3 separate regions of the Homo sapiens genome follow, and regions 1 and 3 are each linked to region 2. Evidence: read pairs that join two places in POLR2A ChIA-PET (ENCODE). Cell type or tissue: Panc1. All regions are shown on one strand. Region 1 overlaps LIMS1 (LIM zinc finger domain containing 1). Region 2 overlaps LIMS1 (LIM zinc finger domain containing 1). Region 3 overlaps LINC01594 (long intergenic non-protein coding RNA 1594).

The links. Peaks named below come from ENCODE experiments on the same cell type or tissue, not always from the same donor. Only the 100,000 strongest peaks of a DNase experiment are listed, where the experiment ranks them.
Region 1: POLR2A ChIA-PET joins it to region 2 with 15 read pairs; 6 of 35 experiments call an interaction of 5 or more read pairs at or near these places.
Region 3: POLR2A ChIA-PET joins it to region 2 with 11 read pairs; 2 of 35 experiments call an interaction of 5 or more read pairs at or near these places.

The regions. Positions count from the first base shown.
Region 1 is chr2:108,681,736-108,684,235 of GRCh38, forward strand. It overlaps LIMS1 (LIM zinc finger domain containing 1), which reads left to right. Exons shown (of 10, transcript NM_001193483.3): 10 at 2,150-2,500. The coding sequence ends at 2,264. Among named protein-coding and RNA genes, the nearest start is that of LIMS1-AS1, 4.4 kb to the left of the region's middle. In Panc1, no CTCF peak of the experiment used is centred here; no DNase peak of the experiment used is centred here; H3K27ac peaks cover 1,935 bases.
Region 2 is chr2:108,623,675-108,626,174 of GRCh38, forward strand. All of the region lies in intron 1 of LIMS1 (LIM zinc finger domain containing 1), which reads left to right. Among named protein-coding and RNA genes, the nearest start is that of LIMS1-AS1, 54 kb to the right of the region's middle. In Panc1, no CTCF peak of the experiment used is centred here; no DNase peak of the experiment used is centred here; H3K27ac peaks cover 1,967 bases.
Region 3 is chr2:108,197,625-108,200,124 of GRCh38, forward strand. All of the region lies in intron 1 of LINC01594 (long intergenic non-protein coding RNA 1594), which reads right to left. Among named protein-coding and RNA genes, the nearest start is that of LINC01594, 19 kb to the right of the region's middle. In Panc1, no CTCF peak of the experiment used is centred here; no DNase peak of the experiment used is centred here.

The DNA.
Region 1 (2,500 bases), 58 kb after region 2:
CATGCCTAGACCCCATCCGTCAAAAAAAAAAAACAAATTAGCCAGGCGTGGTGGCCCATACCTATAGTCCCAGCTACTCAGGAGGCTGAGGCTGCTGCAGTGAGCCATGACTGCCACTGCACTCCAGCTTGGGCGACAGAGTGAGACTCTGTCTCAAAAAAAAAAAAAAATCTTTCAGCATGTTTCGTATCTAAGCAAAGTCCATCTGATTTACGTAAGACATCTTCTTCTGTGATGTTCGAATGTGCATTCATACAATACCCATATGCTACTGTTTATGAATTCATTTCCTCAATGTCTTCAAACTCTTTTTTTATTCCTGATTTTTATGAGAAGTATTTCAATCTTTGAAATTCTTTTGAATTACCAGCATGATTGTTCCAGTTTTCCCTCATAGTTACCATTGTGTTTGGAGCTCTAAAAATATTTTGTTCCAGTTTACATGTTTCCTTCTATAAAGAGGAATTAAATGTAAATGTAAGATTAAAACAATGAGGCCGGGCATGGTGGCTCACGCCTGTGATCCCAGCACTTTGAGATGCCAAGGCAGCAGATCACTTGAGATCAGCCTGGGCAACATGGTGAAGCCCCGTCTCTACTAAAAATACAAAAAAATTAGCCAGGCATGGTGGCGGGTGCCTGTAATCCCAGATACTCGCGAGGCTGAGACAGGAGAATCGCTTGAACCTGAGAGGCGGAGGTTGCAGTGAGCCGAGATCGTGCCACTGCATTCCACCCTGGGCGACAGAGTGAGACTCTGTCTCAAAAAATAAAAAATAAAAAAGATTAAAACTGGAAAGCTTGCTAAGGTAGTCTGTCTGAAAACAGGAATAATTTTTTTCTTTTATCAAAAAAATGGCAGTTTTAATAGCTTTTGCTCTAAGATGACCTTGGGAGAAAAGCCGTAAAGTAATTCCCAGTGTAGTGTTTTAAAATAGAAGATTTTTCATTTTAGATATGTGTTTAGGAATTTCCTTTGTTACTAACATTGTCCTTTAAAATGATCTTGAAGCAAAGTCTAGTTTAATATAATGTTTAAATGCAGTAAAAATATCAGCAGATTTTATAATTTTTGTCATAGATAGCAATATACCACTAGATTTATTTCACAAATGCTACCTGAATATAATTTCACAGACAGTGAACAAGTTACCAAGTTGTATATTTACTCAATTCAAAATTAAACACTCTGGATTTCAACAGTAATAAGCTCCTGTAATTACCTGTTGGAAATGCATTACAGATGATCAGGAGGCTATCTGAAAAGTTGTCTTCTCCAGGACCATTTTAAAAATAAATTGATAATGTGTGTTGCTCTAGCTTTTCAAAAGAATAGTTGAGTTCTTCAAATAGCTACCGCTTACAATGCAACCACAGGTGATCTGGTTACATTTATGTTAAGAGTGATTAAAAACTTTCTTCCAACCTTTCTGTCAGATAACCAAAATAACCCCTTATAATTTAAAATTAATTAAACCTCATGGCTACCTAATTTAAAGTACTAAGTAAGATCATGTTGCCTCCAATAAAGAAATCATTCACATTATAAAAATATGATTCTTTCCTTTAGATAAATTTATCTTTAAGGTATTCTAAAATGTGATTACCATCCTAGGCAATACGACAGGACCCTGTCTCTACAAAAAAAAATTTTTAAGTTAGCCAGGCATAGTAGTATGCACTTGTGTCCCAGCTATTCAGGAGGCTGAGGTGGGAGGATGGCTTGAGTCCAGGAGTTAGAGGCTGCAGGGAGCTGTGATCACCACTGCACTCCAGCCTGAGTGACAGTCGAGGCTCTGTTTCCAAAAAAAAAAAAAAAAAAAAGTGATTGACTGTACTTAAGTTAATTATATTTACATTAGATTTCCTGTTTACTTAGTACTGAATAAAATGTAATCTACAGTCTGTGTTACACAGATGGATGTATAGAACCAATTTATAAGGACTTTTTTTTAAAATTATACTGAATTTTTATATATATATCACAATAAGAATTGAGGTTAGGATTATGGTTTTTTTACTAACATGAATATAATATCATCACCTAGTTGCCTTCGTTTAGTTCAGTACAATTACTGCACATCATTTATATATCTTTGTTGAATATGTTTCCACTAACTTCTTTTTTTTTATAATTTTTTGTCTTTAGGAATAAGTTTGTGGAGTTTGACATGAAGCCAGTCTGTAAGAAGTGCTATGAGAAATTTCCATTGGAGCTGAAGAAAAGACTTAAGAAACTAGCTGAGACCTTAGGAAGGAAATAAGTTCCTTTATTTTTTCTTTTCTATGCAAGATAAGAGATTACCAACATTACTTGTCTTGATCTACCCATATTTAAAGCTATATCTCAAAGCAGTTGAGAGAAGAGGACCTATATGAATGGTTTTATGTCATTTTTTTAATTAAAAAAGAAAAATTCATATAATCGTGTTTAAAACACAAATGAAGTCAGTATTTGCCTTTGTTAACCCTTATCCATTTGTTGACATGTAGACTGTTT
Region 2 (2,500 bases):
AATTATTTGATTTTGAATACCTGTGCTATCAAACATCTTTCATACTGTCTCAAGTATTGCATAAGACCCATTCCAGCTCTCATTCCTTCTTACTCAAGTGTTCATTTCTTACGTTTGTGGACTCTTAACAGAAAAACTTTCAGAGACTAAAATTGGCCATGGCCACTGCCAGAAAACATTTTTTGCTCTTAAAGTTTAAATAAAAGGCTGTGCTCTGAAACACGAGATGCACGTGCTTAAAGAGCACTGTAATACACATGAAAATAGTTCCGGCGTCAAACTTGAAATTGTTCAAAACCGAAGCAGGTAAAAGGTGGCATGACAAACACTGGGCTTCCTAGACTTTTGTTTTAAAGTATTAAATATGACTTGAAACTGACTTTATTCACATACTTTGTACAGTGGAGCATTACCCACTGTGTTTGTGGTTACAGTTAGAGTGAAGTGACACAAGTGACATGCTTGTTCCAGTGGGTCGGAAGCCCCAGACCTTCACAAGGCATTGACCCTTTTTTCCCTGAAGTTTTTGGTGTCCCAAAATAACATCTAAGATATACCCATGTACCTACACTTACTCCTTTAGCTATTCTATCTTTTAAATTATGTTGCATTCAAACATAGTTGTTTTTTGACAATACCTGAATGACAAACACACCTGAGAAATTCCTGCCCTTTAAAAATTCTCAAAGTTACTTTTTCTCTGCCTCAGATAGAAGGGATCTATAAATAACTGATTAGAAACAGTACAAAATTGAAGTTTCTCCTGGTTGGGTTCAAAACAGCTTAATATAGGGGCTGGTGGCTGGATGCAGTGGCTGACGCCTATAATCCCAGTACTTTGGGAGGCCGAGGCAGGCGGATCACTTGAGGTCAGAAGTTCAAGACCAGTCTGGCCAACGTGGTGAAACCCCATCTCTACTAAAAATACAAAGATTAGCTGGACGTGGTGGCAAGCGCCTGTAGTCCCAGCTACTGTGGAGGCTGAGGCAGGAGAATCGTTTGAACCCAGGAGACAGAGGTTGCAGTGAGCCGAGATCGCGCCACTGCACTCTAGCCTGGGTGACCAAGCAAGACTATGTCTCTAAATAAATAAATAAATAAATAACAATATAGGGGCTGGTAGGCCGGGTGCGGTGGCTCACGCCTATAATCCCAGCACTTTGGGAGGCCGAGGCAGGCAGATCACCTGAGCTCAGGAGTTCAAGACCACTCTGGGCAACATGGGGAAACCCAGCCTCTACTAAAATATAAAAAATTAGCCAGGTGTGGTGGCGCACACCTATGGTCCCAGCTAGTGAGGATGCTGAGGCACGAGAATTGTTTGAGCCTGGAAGGCGGAGGTTGCAGTGAGCCGAGATCACGCCGTTGCACTGCAGCTTGGGCTACAGAGTGAGACTCTCTCAAACAAACAAACAAAAAATATATATAGGGGCAGGTGAACTTATGACCCTCAGGCCAAATCTGGCCTGCTGCCTTTTTGTGTATGGCCCATGAGCTTGGGATGGGTTTTACATTTTTGAATGGTTGAAAAAATAATAAAAATATTTTTCACATGTGAAATATATGAAATTCAAATTTCAGTGTCCACAAATGAAGTTTTACTGGAACACAGCCATGCTTATTTGTATGTGTTGCCTGTGGTGGTTTTCTGCTACGCTGGCAAAGTTGAGTTGTGACACAGACCAATGTGGCCCACAAAGACAAAAATTATTTACCTTCAGGCCCTTCACAGAAAACCTGGGCTGACCCCTGGTCTAGTGCTGAGATAAGAACTCCTAGAGCTTTCCCTTTTCCCTGTTCCTTCGGCCATGCTTCTGCCCTCCTCACTCTCTCACCTCCCAGTTAGGTTTATCTTGCCTGGATAAAATCAGGGCTACGTCAGCCATTTGAAAAGAATATGAATCCCCCCCCCCAAAAAAATGCAGTTTGAAATTTGTATCCCTAATAGTTTAGGAGTAAAGTGAAAATGGGAAGTTGCCACACAGCAGCAGTGAGCTCTTCGCTTCTTAGACCTCCTTTCCTCCTTTCCTGCAGCGTTGACCTTGAAGTAGTACCCTTCTCCTGATTCCTGGATGGATCAGGTTAACCAAGAATGGAAGTGCAAAGAAATGTAACCTTTACTTTCTGGTTATAGAATAAACCTTCCAAGCTCATATTTTTATAGATATAGCATATAAAATCATTTTTAAGTGGTGGGAATGTCCTTGCTTTGGTTTGAGAGTGAAAACTCAGATCATGTGTTCCTGACTAGTACATAACCATTAATTGAACCCCTGTTATAGGCCAGGCACTGCATTAAGTAAGGGCTTTTGTGTGTGTGGGCCCACCATGTCTCATGATCCCGTAAGAGAGAAAGAACTGAAGGCTATAAAGGTGGTCATTGTTATGAAACCAGTTTCTGTCCTTGATTCAAATAAGTTAGTGCTTAGAATTCAGTCAACGTTGGAGTAGCTCAGCCTAGGCTGTGTGTTTCTTGCATACCTCTTTTGCAGTTTGCTGA
Region 3 (2,500 bases), 430 kb before region 2:
AATAATGCTGCATATCTAAAACTATCTGATCTTTGACAAACCTGACAAAAACAAGAAATGGAGAAAGGATTCCCTATTTAATAAATGATGCTGGGAAAACTGGCTAGCCATATGTAGAAAGCTGAAACTGGATCCCTTCCTCACACCTTATACAAAAATTAATTCAAGATGGATTAAAGACTTACATGTTAGACCTAAACCATAAAAACCCTAGAAGAAAACCTAGGCAATACCATTCAGGACATAGGTATGGGCAAGGACTTCATGTCTAAAACACCAAAAGTAATGGCAACAAAAGCCAACATTGACAAATGGGATCTAATTAAACTCAAGAGCTTCTGCACAGCAAAAGAAACTACCATCACAGTGAACAGGCAATCTACAGAATGGGAGAAAATTTTTGCAACCTACTCATCTGACAAAGGGCTAATAACCAGAATCTACAACGAACTCAAACAAATTTACAAGAAAAAAACAAACAACCCCATCAACAAGTGGGTGAAGGATATGAACAGACACTTCTCAAAAGAAGACATTTATGCAGCCAAAAAACACATGAAAAAATGCTCATCATCACTGGCAATCAGAGAAATGCAAATCAAAAACCACAATGAGATACCATCTCACACCAGTTAGAATGGCAATCATTAAAAAGTCAGGAAACAACAGGTGCTGGAGAGGATGTGGAGAAATAAGAACACTTTTACACTGTTGGTGGGACTGTACACTAGTTCAACCATTGTGGAAGTCAGTGTGGCAATTCCTCAGGGATCTAGAACTAGAAATACCATTTGACCCAGTCATCCCATTACTGGGTATATACCCAAAGGATTATAAATCATGCTGCTATAAAGACACATGCACACGTATGTTTATTGTGGCACTATTCACAATGGCAAAGACTTGGAACCAACCCAAATGTCCAACAATGATAGACTGGATTAAGAAAATGTGGCACATATACACCATGGAATACTATGCAGCCATAAAAAATGATGAGTTCATGTCCTTTGTATAATAATAATAATAAAATAAAATAAATAAATATTTGTTTTCAGATGTATAATTATTGGGTCAATAATCTTATACTCATGGCCACACAAGGCTCAATTATTTTAAAAAATGTATGCCAATTTGACATTCCATCAACAATTCTTGAATATCTAAGTGAACCTTCATCAGTATTAAGTATTTTTTAAGTGTTTGCTAATTATTAGGGGTATCAGTAATTCTTTTTGGATAGCAAATAATTCACCTCTCTGGAAATAGTTTAAGGTAAATAGTGTAAATTATTCAGGACTATATACATGTGTTTTAGAACTATGAGATGTCTTCTGGTAAAAGTGAATAAAATAAAGCAAATTTTTTTTAATATTTTTACTGAATATTTTATGTATCTATTGACCACATTAAATCACTTTTTAGTCTTATTTAAATCTGTGGCATCATTTGCTTTTAGTAATCTATAAAAATCTGCCAAATTCCATTTTCTAATCTAATTTTGGGGCATTTCTTCCCCAATTCTCCAATAGTAGAAATTCTGCCTGAATTTCTACTATTCCTATCTTCTTTAGATTAAGGGAGAGGGATTTTTTGACAATATAGCTACACGGGTCATGCGTATATTGATTAAATGCTGAGATAATTTTAATGACATTTTACTCCTTTCCACACACACAAATTGGTCTAAATTAAACAGATTCCCAATAAAATATATATAATGTTATATAGTATTAAAGATACATATAATAAACATTAAATAAAAATATGTTATGAGGGTAGGTACCGATGAAAACATTAAAACTCAGGCAAGGCCCAGTGTGGTGGCTCAAGCCTGTAATCCCAGCACTTTGGGAGGCCAAGGTGAGCAGATCGCTTGAGCTCATGAGTTCAACATCAGTCTGAGCAACATAGTGAAACCCTGTCTCTATAAAACATAAAAAAAATTTAGCTGGATGTAGTGGTGCATGCCTGTAGTCTCAGCTACTCAGGAGGCTGAGGTGGGAGGCTGGCTTGAGCTAGGCAGCTAGAGATTGCAGTGAGGCAAGATCCTGCCACTGCACTACAGCCTAGGTGATAGAGCCAAACATTGTCTCAAAGAAAAAAAAAACAATAACTCAGGCAAAGTAATTACCAAATATCATAATATATTATGTATCTAAAAATAAAAGCAAAGCATATTTTAAATTTTTTGTTAATTCATAGCATGCCTATAGAATAGTGCAATACTCAATATCATTAGTCACAAGGGAAATTCCTGTCATACCAACTGAAACAGAGTCCACAGGACAGGTGGGAAATCACCCAGGGAATAAAACTTTACTCCAAGAATGTAACTCTTTGCAAGCCTGGATGCCAAAGCTGTCTGCTGTAACATGAAGCCAGTTTAATCCAATGGCTGCTGAAACAGCCTGCTGTGATTCTAAGAGTAGTTTTACCCAACATTGTCATTTACCAATCAGAGCTTGCCAGCTCCCAAAAATCTTACTAGTGCCAATGA